3 separate regions of the Homo sapiens genome follow, and regions 2 and 3 are each linked to region 1. The links are chromatin contacts, found by Hi-C or POLR2A ChIA-PET in ENCODE. All regions are on one chromosome and are shown on one strand. Each heading gives the region's core, a stretch centred on a gene start or an enhancer-like site at or near the end of the contact. The rest is flanking DNA. Distances are from core to core; before and after follow the strand shown.

Region 1 (3,412 bases), core at 657-3,156:
CAGTGTCTGAAAAAGGAAAAGAGTCCAAGGAGGGAGGAAATGACTAGGAGGCTGCTAGAGCCTTCCCTCAGCGCCATGTTCTACTCACAGACCAATGTAGTAAAAATGATTTGTATTTCCTTGTTCCTTTTTAAATTTTTGAAAAAAAATTTCCATATTTGGGGGTTTTCCCCATTGCCAGGTGGTTACATTCCAAAGAAATTATATCATGGGATACAGACACAAGTATTTCCAATCATGCTTATTGTGTAGGGCTGATGGCAAGGTGATTCCCCTCCATGGCCACACATCATAACCAGGCAAGCCCGTTAAGTATCAGCAACTGGAAGTCCAGCATCAGGACCACCCATCCCTCTGTCAGGCAGCCCCGGTTGGTGGTGGTAAATGGAGGAGACTGAGGCCTCTTTCACTCACTTAAATTCGGAGAGTGAGCCACTCTACTCCTGTTGGGAAAACCTATTTCCTTACCCAACGAGACTGTAGAAAATTCCCCTCAGCCATATACCATGCCAGGTTTCTTTTACAAGCCAACCTGTTTCCAAGCAACCCTTCTTGTAACCTTCTGGAGCCAAGTATCTGATATTCGTACTGGGAGAAAGATGAACGGATTCTGCACAGACACGGGCCCTGCCAACATGGGCCTGGGAAGAGGGGAAGCTGGATGTGTGGCTCAGGAGACAGGCAGAGGTTGTTAGAGGAAGCACAGAATACTGGAGGTGAAGATAAAGTCAGTAGTTGGCCAGGCCTTTTGTGCAACGGACTCAAGAAACATGTAAGAGAACAAAACATTTTTAGACTGATAACTGATTACTTGTGTACATCTTGAAAGTTGGCTGCTGCAGGGCCTAAACAAGAGAGAGGCCTTACAGTAGGGGTTATGTGTCCATAGGCTCATGGAAGCTTGGCATTGAGATGATCTTCATTCATTCAATATCATCTACTCAGTCATTCAGCCAACACTGAGTTAAGCTCTGAGCAAGGCATTGTAGTTAGATGGCAGATAGGTTAGCGTTGTTGGAAAGAGTGTGGGGTCAGAGGTCTGGGCTGCAGAAACCCACCACAGTTTCCTCTAATCATGCCTGGGAAGGGGGAACCAAGGGGGAAGGAAGCAGCCCTCTATTGAGCAATCAACTATGCATCGGGCACTTCCACTTGTGTTGTAGCAGCAGGAGCCAATAATCGTGCATTTGGGACTGGGCCACTAGAAGACTGGCTTGTTGGGATCAAGTCAAGGGGTTCTTGGAAACCTGCTGAGAACAGGCCCATCACCTGACAGCCCAGAAAGATGTCCGAGTCTGGTGGCCAGATCCAATGGGGGAGATCCAGTGGGGGAGATCCAATGGGGGAGATCTAATGGGGGAGAGCCAAAGGTGTTTGTTGGTAGCTCTGACACCAACTTTTATGACCTGGGCAACAACCAAAACAATTTAATAACGCTCTCTCAGAGTTCAAGAGAAAAGGACTAAACAGAAATAAGCAGCAGCCCAGCCTCTACCCAGCTGGTACTCCTGGAAATTGCACATGGGTGAAGCAAGGCTGCTTCCTCCTGCTCCACTTGTGAGAAAAATGACTGCCTGTTCTCCTTTCTCAGTATCGGTCTCTAAGAGTTGTAATCCAAAGAAGGCAAAATACAATTACTTTCTGTTGCATTTTTAGAGCAGCAACTGTAAGTGGGAGGGAAAAAAAAACAGACATCTAGAAAATGGTGGAATGAAATATGTTAAATCATACAAAACAAGTGGCTTCCAGTGACCACCTATACTGAAAAATAAATGAAATCAGAAAGTCGTATATCGTGTAGAATTTTAGAGGAGGAAGAAATTTTGGCAATTCTCTAAGCCAGCTGCCTTCATTTTCTAGAGGAGGAAAGTGAGCCCCCGTGCTATAATGAAGCTGTCTCAGAGTCTCACAGCCCCCTGGTGGCAGAAGGAGCCTGAAACTGATTGTGCTGCGTGTTGGTGATCCCAAATGTCTGTCCATGTTTGTAAATTAATATGGTGGGGCTTATGAAATCAGGACCACAGTCATTGTCTGTGAATACTTCTCTTTTTCTACCTTTGGTCAAAAAGTTGGTTGGTAGAAGAAGAGCTAGAAGCCTAGAGCCAGAGCCGTGGAGCCGTGGGGGTTCTCTTTCATCCTATCTGCAGCTTGGGTAGCCAGCTGGGTTTTGGAGGAGAGTGCATCTCTTCCGAAGACCTTAGTTGCTTTCCTTGCGGAAGGGCTGATCCTGGCCTCCGGGAACAGGAGAAACATAGTAATTTTAAAGGTTATGAGGAAAGGAGGATAGGGATCCCGAAGGCCAGGGAGGAAAAGCCAGTGAGTTTGGAGCGTGGGAGCTGCAGGCAGGTGGGAGAAGCTGAAGGCCTAACGTGGCTGTTTTATTTGTTTAAATGTACAGGGCTCAGAAATAGAGGATTTTGGAAACTGTATTCCACTGTTCTAAAAGAGAAAGTGTGTAGGGGGGAAAATAGCATCTTGACTACAATGTAATCCTAGATCTTGAAACGTGAGGTTACATGGACAAAAAATGCTTAATCCCAACTTGAAAGTATGCATAATATTCAAAATTATCCCCCACCTTCAGTGCTTTACCCAGGTTATGGAGATTCTTGAAAAACATGTAAATGAACTTTGTGTATGTTAGTCTATGTACACATTTAGGAAGAGTTCCATTTAATAGTCTTTTTGTAAAACATGATCTAGGATTTATCTTTCATATGTACAATCCATCTGAATTTAAGTTTCCTCATCTGTGGGGGTAATATACGGGTTATGGTGAGAAATAAATGTTGCAAATAACTTAATCTTACACAAAATAAGCACTTAACACAATAAAATATATGTGTATTAAAATATCTCAATGGAAGTCATTGCATTAGAGTCTTCAAATACTCAAAACCAGTCTTTTTCTACCCAGGAAACACCTACATTCTAAATTTTAAAGCCCCTTTAGGTAAATACTGATATTAATGTTTCAGATTGTTTTGTTTAAAATTCTCTTGGCATTGTTCTTCTGTGGTTTTCCAGAAATATGGCCAGAACTACAAAGCACATGGTACTGTAAACAATTGCTATGCCAGTCATTTAAAATAACTCAATTATTAAAGGAGGGATGTCTTCACCCCCACTCTTTCAGAAAAGACAGCTTGGCCTCTAAATTCTTATGAATTTAGAGAGAAGCCATTTTCCTCATCCCTTCTTGATGTCATTCCTTAGTCCTTACATCTGCTGGATCTATTCTATAAGGAGTGTTTAGGGCTGGCATATGGAAAAATGATTTGAGATTGGTAAACAGCAAGTCACAGCAAGTGATGCCTCTCACTGTCAGTCTATAAAATCACTGCATCGTCAATTTGAAAGTGTTTTTGTTCTATGTATGATTCCATCTCATTTAGCAACAGTTACCCTGCCC
Region 2 (3,412 bases), core at 246-2,745, 110 kb after region 1:
GAAGGAATTTCACTGGGGAAGTCCACTAACATAAACCTGCTGCTGAGGACTCATTCACTTCACAGCACCAAGCTGGCCCAGCCTCCCCACAGACAGACCAAACGCCTCTACCACAACCTGCCTTTGCATTTAGTTCATGATAGTTATGGGTGCAGGAGAATTAGGTAAGTGTAAGGAGGGAACTAGGAGACAATGTTAAACTCTCCATTCAGAATAATATTAATCTAAAATGGAATCATTTAATAACCTGTTTTCAAGGATAAAGTAATAAAGGTGACATGTGTAATGAAGTAATGGAGCTCATTATTTTTCCAGCCAGCCCTATTAAAAATTAGTGTGTGGAAGGTCACAAATAACTTAAAAATGACCAGATTTGTTTTCAAAATGAAGGATTTGGCTATAATGCAAATTTCATCCTGAAGGCTACATGGGGAAAAAAATAATGGTAGAGTTTCTCTGTCTTTTCTTTCATTGCTTCTCATCACACTGGAAGAATGGTTCAGACTAAGCACTTTGTCTGGGAGAAGATTTTTTGTCTTTTATTTATGTATGAGTGCATTTCAGTTGGTGTCCTCCTAATTCCAACCACCCTCACCTGCTGCTTTCTGTGTGGTCACTGAGTTGTGACAGGAGAGAGGCCAGGTATTCGAAGGCCAGGTCAAAGCTCATTTAGGGAACCGGTCGAGCCTTCGCCTTTTCCCTGTTCACCCTCCTGCCTTTCCAACCTAAGTGGTAAAACTCATCCTGAAAGAATCACGGAGCTTTGGAGATGAGAGGGAACTTTGGCCATCATGTCATCCAGCCCTTTTATTTATTAAAAAAGGTATTGATTGATTTTAAAATTTATAAATTATTTTTGTAACAAAACTCTATGCCCAGAGTTTAACAAATAGTCGTGTAACATGTGTTAAGAAAAAGAGCAAGCCGTAGTCCACCTCCCCCTACGTCTTCATGTGCAATCACCTTCAACTCTTTGAGCTGATTCCTTTGGCAATTACTTTGGTTTTTCTAAATAACATGCTTATATTGTTATTGCTTGATCTATTGGGTGTAGGCATTAGCTAATAACTGCCCACTATAGAAGACGAAGATTTAGCTGTCTTTTCTCCACCCGACACATACCACGTATGTGTACTGTTCCCACCCCCTCCTCCTACACCCTTCCAGTTTCCCTGTATAGTTACATCTTGACTGTAGTCCGATCGATATTGAGTGTTTTATTATGGCTTTGTGAATAGTGTCATATACTATGTTTCAGTTTCCTTTCCTGTGTGACTTTTTGTTTTTATTGTAATAAATGACTGCCTTGTTCTTCGGTTTGCTTAGTTTTCTGTGTATTTTTCCTTAATAGAACCCTAAGCTTTCCACCAGTGTCTTCATTTCTTCTCAAACCATTTAAGTGCATGAGGTTCTGTTCCTTTTATTGTCTTGCAGAAGTTTCCGCCAGACACTTCTGACCAGCCTGGACTGAACTGGTTGCCCTCTAGGACCTGATGTACAAATGTTACTTTGGGGCCTCTCTGCTCCATCATTCTGGGGATTCTAGTAACCTCTTGTCTGTATCAGTTCCGTTGTTTGTCATCTCCTACATCTTCCTCTTTGCTTCTTCCTCTTTCTTGGTTTACTCCCTCATTTTGGTGGAACACATTTTCCAGAAGAAAATCCTCCAGTATGAAAAATATTCATTGCAGGCAAAATATTTGAGATCTTGCATGTCTTAAGTCTTTATTCTAACCCTAACACTTGATTGATAGATTAACTAGTATAGAATTCTAGATTGCAAATATTTTGGATTTTTTTTTTCAACATGGTGAAGGCTTGGCTCCATTGTCTTCTAGTTTCCAATTACCATTGAGAAATCCAGTGCTGTTCTGATTTCTGATCTTCTGTAAATGGCTTGCTTTCTTTGCCTGCCTGTCTGCCTGTCTGCCTGCCTGCCTGCCTGCCTTCCTTCCTTCCTTCCTTTCTTCCTTCCTTTCTTTCTTTCTTCCTATTATTATTATTATTATTGCAGAAACCTGTAAACTCTTTGATTTTCTCTCAGAGTCTCAGTATTTCATGATGCTAGGCCTTGGTGCAGGTCTATTTTCAGCCAGCATGCTAAGCACTCAGGGGACCTTTTCAACCTGCAAACTCATGTTTTGAGTTTGGGGAAATTTTCTAAACTATTTTCTTATTTCCTCCTCTCTATTTTCTTTTTCCTTTTTGTAATTCCTTTTATGCATACAGAATATCCTGGATTTGTCTTCCAATTTTCTCTACTTTTCTGTCTTCAGTCCCATCTATTTATGTTTCTGTCCTAGTTTCTGAGAGATTTCCTCAACTTCATCTCCTAATCCTTCCACTGAGTTTTTAATTTCCATTACCATGTTTTATAAGAATTCTTTTTTTGTTCGCTGAGATTTTATTTTTTAGCAATCTTTCCTTTTTTCATGATTGTAATTTCTCTTTTTTCCTGAAGATATTAGGATTATGTTTTTTGTTTTGCCCTGAATTTTGTTTCTTCTCCCTTTTTAGTCTCGGTTTTCATCCAGGCTGCCTTTTTCTCTTTGTAGTCTACATGTTCTATACTGGAGGTTTTCCTCAGATTTTTGGAAATCTTCATTTGTCTGCTCAACTAAGGCTTGAGTGGGAGACTAGAAAACTGATTAGAGGCCAGGTGTGGTGGTTCACACCTATAATCCCAGCATATTTGGAGGCCGAGGTAGGAGGACTGTTGGAGCCCAGGAGTTCGAGACCAGCCTGGGCAATACTAGTGAGACCCCATCCCTACAAAAAAAATTAAAATTAGCCAAGTGCAGTGACACACCTGTAGTCCCAGCTACTCAGAGGCTCAGATGGCTTGAGCCTGGGTGGTTGAGGCTGCAGTGAGCTGTTATTGCACCATTGTACTCCAGCCTGGGCAACAGAGCAAGACTCTGTCTTAAAAAAAAAAAAAAAAAAAAAAAAATCCCTGACTGGAAACTTAAGCACTTGAGCAGAGCTTGTTGACCAGCAAGCTATTGAGCTGGTCAGACTCCCTATAGGAGATGCTTCCAGTTTCTTGCTTGGAGGAGAAAGGCCTGGCTGTCAGCCTTCTGGGACATCTGGCAGGAACAGGTGTCTTAGCATCTAGTATATACATATTTACTTCCTCTCTTTCTTTTACCTCAATTGCTTCTGGTGTCCCTGGGTCCACACATCCTGTTCTGTGTTTTCCGCAGGGAGAAAAAAAATAAAATCCTCCAGTCTTCTGTTGGAATGGGGAGAGGTTTTTGCCTGGCTATATATTTCTTTGCTTTTCCCAGTGGTAGCTCAGGATTTTCCTCTCAAGTTTGCTAAATTGATTACTACCTGTTCATATGCCTTTCAGACTCCTAAATTTTGTCTCTCTTAGCTTCTTCCAATCTTCTCCCCTCTTTATAGGTTTATG
Region 3 (3,412 bases), core at 279-2,778, 75 kb after region 1:
TTAGTAGAGATGGAGTTTCACCATGTTGCCCAGGCTGGTCTCAAACTCCTGGCCTCATGTGATCCACCTGCCTTGGCTTCCCAAAGTGCTGGGATTATAGGTATGAGCCACTGCACCCAGCCTGAGTAAAGATGTTTTAAGCAAATACACAATAAGAATGATGTTCGCAATTCAGAGCTTTTTGTCTGCCTAAGGGGATTCTGTTGTTCTAGTCCTGCACCCTGACAGATGTGGTCTCTCGTCTCAGCCAGATGTGGTAGTAACTACAGGATTAATTTGCATGTGTAAAATGCATATTGACTAACAGAAACAACTGCAACCAAAGTAAGTTATTGAAATGGCAGACTGCATCAGTTATGTGTACTAGCTGAGCAAGGAGACTGAAAGAAAGCAATCATTTTCCAAGGCCATAAGTGCCTGCCTTCTAGAATTCTCCAACGATGACTAAACCATGGGCATATTTCATTTTTGTAAAGGAAATTAACACATATTAAATATTTTTTGAAAAGTTCTTTCTTGCAAATCGATCTAACTGTCCAATAATCAGTTAAATTATCCTATATCAGTATGGTGAAATACAATAAGGCTATTAAAAACCACGCTAGCATTGAATATAAGGAAATGTTTGTCATTTAGCAAGTAAAAAAATCAGGTTATAAAACATGATAAATAATACCTTTTCTTGACTAATAAATACATACACACACACACATACTAGAAAAGCATACCAGATATTAAGTAGTTATCTTTGCATCCTAGGAATAACTGTTTAATTATATTTTTTCTTTGTGTTTTTCTGTATTTTATTTTTAAAAGTAAACATACATTACTCTTTTGATCAGAAAAAAGTATTGCATTTTTTAAAAGGAATATTTTATAATGGTCTAAAAATTCTTGCTCATAGTTTTAAAGTAGGAATAAGTTTTAAATTGGATTCTTCCCATCCAACTCTTCACGGTTAGCAGCTACGATATTATTCTCCTTTGTAGGGAAGTATTAATACATCATTCTGGATTCCCAGGATGACCTTAACTGATGGCCAAAAAACAAAAACAAAAAGGAACAAACAAAAAAAAAAGATGAATGGGAGATAGCCCAGAATTCTTAAAAATTGTCAATTTTTATTTTCAGTCTATTTATTAGAAATGATTTTTTAACTTCCTATTCTTATAATATGTAATCAAATATTTTCTCTTTTGCTCCATCAACAGAATGGGAGGCATTCCAGCTAAAAGCCATAGGGGAGAAAAACTACTTTTATTTATGGGCATTATTGACATTCTGCAATCATATAGGTAAGAAGTTTGAGGAGTGGTCTTTTATTATTTCAAAATCAATCTACAAAAGGTTCTGAAAAATCACCAAATGAGAGTGATTTTACATTCTCATTTCAATTTTTCCATTTATATTTAGGTTAATGAAGAAGTTAGAACATTCCTGGAAAGCTCTTGTTTATGATGGGGTAAGTGACTTATTTTCCTTATTATACTGTATATATTTCTGCTTTCTCAGAGACTTCAGAGTATGTGCAGGAAACTGTGTTGCTAGACTCTAAGAGGAAATGAAACAACGGTCTTTATAAACTCAGAATCTTAGGTTAGTAGATCAGTTCAAATCTAAGAATAAGGACAACATAAATTTGAATAGCTCTTCAAATACATGACATCCAGCCTAGCGGCCAGAAAAACAAAATGATATCTGTGTCTATGTGAAATCCAAAGGACCTAACTTTGAGAGAGGTCTTTTTTTGTAGGGATGATCAGTAGGGCATTTGAAATGAAGTTCTCACACAACCAAGCTACAGTAAGTGTGAGTCCTGACTCTGATGGTGAACAGCCTGGATTTGAACTCTGCATTCACTGCTGAACTAGCCATGTGACCAGGCACAATGCTGGTTATTTGGCCTCTTACCCTTGTTTCTCACCTGTACCAGGGGGATAGTAATGACACCTGCTTGGTGTGAACATGGGACAAAAAAATGCATTTCAGTGTTCAACACAATGCCTAACAAATACACAGAGAAAGTGAAAACTTTTTAATTGGTATGGATTTCTACATCAACATTTATACATGCTGGCTGCCTGAGGTTGTCTTTTTTTTTTTTTTTTTTTTTTTTTTGAGATGGAGTCTTGCTCTGTCACCCAGGCTGGAGTGCAGTGGTGCAATCTCAGCTCACTGCAACCTCTGCCTCCCAGGGTCAAGCAATTCTCTTACCTCACCCTCCTGAGTAGCTGGGACAACAGGTGCGTGCCACGACGCCTGGCTAATTTTTGTACTTTTAGTAGAGACAGGATTTCGCCATGTTGGCCAGGCTGGTCTCGAACTCCTGACCTCAGGTGATCCACCTGCCTTGGCCTCCCAAAGTGCAGGGATTACAGATGTGAGCCACTGCGCCCAGCCAAGAATGTCTTAATTGATGTAACTGAAGAAAAAAATCAGTTAACAAAGAGCAGTTTCTCCCATCTTTCTCTCTCCTTCTTTCTCCCATTCCGTCTCTGTCTCTCTGTCTCTCTCTCTCACACACATACACACACATACACACACACACACACACACACACACACGCAGTCCCATCTAGACATTAGATTTCTACTTCCTGCTACTAACAACATTTATTGGCCTAAGTTAATAACTTGAAGTAGCAATTCCAAAGAATATTTTGGTCAAGGATTTGGTCACACATTTCCTTTTAAGATGTTAGCAGATACTTTCTTTTGAAAGAGAATAAATTATAGATGATCTTCTTCTTCTTTCTTGGAAAGGAGCCCATAATTTCTCAGTTCTGTGGAAGACTGTTAATAACCTTTCAGCATGAAAGATCTACATTTTGTCCACCGCTAAGGACTGACTTCAGTCATAATGCACTTTTAAACAACAGGTTCACACATTTATTTCCAAGAATTAACCTCTAAGCTGGGTGTAGGGGCATGTGCTGGTAGTCCTGGCTACTCAAGAGACTGGGGCAGGATGATCACTTGAGCCCAGGAGTTCAAGTCCAGTCTTGAATATAGCAAGACCCTGTCTCTAAAAGAAAATTTTTTAATTAAAAAAAAAAAGAATTAACCTCAATCTTACTGAGATCAAAAATTCCTCCTATGAAAGAAGGTCAATATGGTAGGTTAATTTAATGTTTCCTTCCAGCTGAGAAAGGAAGGGACTGCATACATAGTACCTCGAACATTGAAGGGGAGAGAGTGAATACCCTCATTCCATTCCCCTCCTGTTTTCTGAGACCATTTCAATTTCCTGTTACCAGATGGATCTGAATCGTCTAGTCTTGTACCAACCAGGTGCATCTAAGGGCCCCCCACCTTTCTCTATTTAAAACCCAACACTTTGGGGGGAGACCAAAGCGGGCGGATCACTTGAGGTCAGGAGTTCGAGACCAGCCTGGCTAACATGGTGAAACCCT

What was found. A loop is a pair of places that touch in the nucleus more often than their neighbours do. ChIA-PET counts read pairs that join two places held with the same protein, here RNA polymerase II (POLR2A). Pooled maps may share reads with other maps.
Region 2: a loop to region 1 is called in a map of right cardiac atrium, with 2.3 times the contacts of the local background. The contact joins two enhancer-like sites. A Hi-C loop is called at or near these places in 3 of 168 maps with a recorded cell type or tissue (IMR-90, left ventricle myocardium superior and right cardiac atrium), 15 of 37 single-sample maps with no recorded cell type and 8 of 50 pooled maps. POLR2A ChIA-PET finds 5 or more read pairs at or near these places in 1 of 52 experiments (AG04449).
Region 3: a map of HepG2 shows a loop between it and region 1 (2.6-fold over the local background). The contact joins two enhancer-like sites. A Hi-C loop is called at or near these places in 2 of 168 maps with a recorded cell type or tissue (HepG2 and heart left ventricle), 3 of 37 single-sample maps with no recorded cell type and 4 of 50 pooled maps. POLR2A ChIA-PET finds 5 or more read pairs at or near these places in 2 of 52 experiments (H1 and activated CD4-positive, alpha-beta T cell).

Annotation. Positions count from the first base shown.
Region 1 is chr9:68,843,270-68,846,681 of GRCh38, forward strand. The region is part of intron 4 of PIP5K1B (phosphatidylinositol-4-phosphate 5-kinase type 1 beta); the gene reads left to right. Among named protein-coding and RNA genes, the nearest start is that of PABIR1, 65 kb to the left of the region's middle. Within about 2 kb of position 1,907, at least 7 of the 41 ENCODE cell types and tissues checked have a DNase peak (open chromatin) inside an H3K27ac peak, as active enhancers do.
Region 2 is chr9:68,950,881-68,954,292 of GRCh38, forward strand. All of the region lies in intron 14 of PIP5K1B (phosphatidylinositol-4-phosphate 5-kinase type 1 beta), which reads left to right. LOC101927069 (a long non-coding RNA gene) reads right to left here. Exons shown (of 3, transcript NR_110647.1): 3 at 2,208-3,412. Among named protein-coding and RNA genes, the nearest start is that of PRKACG, 62 kb to the right of the region's middle. RefSeq lists an enhancer at 1-202. Within about 2 kb of position 1,496, at least 3 of the 41 ENCODE cell types and tissues checked have a DNase peak (open chromatin) inside an H3K27ac peak, as active enhancers do.
Region 3 is chr9:68,918,268-68,921,679 of GRCh38, forward strand. PIP5K1B (phosphatidylinositol-4-phosphate 5-kinase type 1 beta) reads left to right here. Exons shown (of 16, transcript NM_003558.4): 10 at 1,212-1,295; 11 at 1,414-1,462. Among named protein-coding and RNA genes, the nearest start is that of PRKACG, 94 kb to the right of the region's middle. Within about 2 kb of position 1,529, at least 2 of the 41 ENCODE cell types and tissues checked have a DNase peak (open chromatin) inside an H3K27ac peak, as active enhancers do.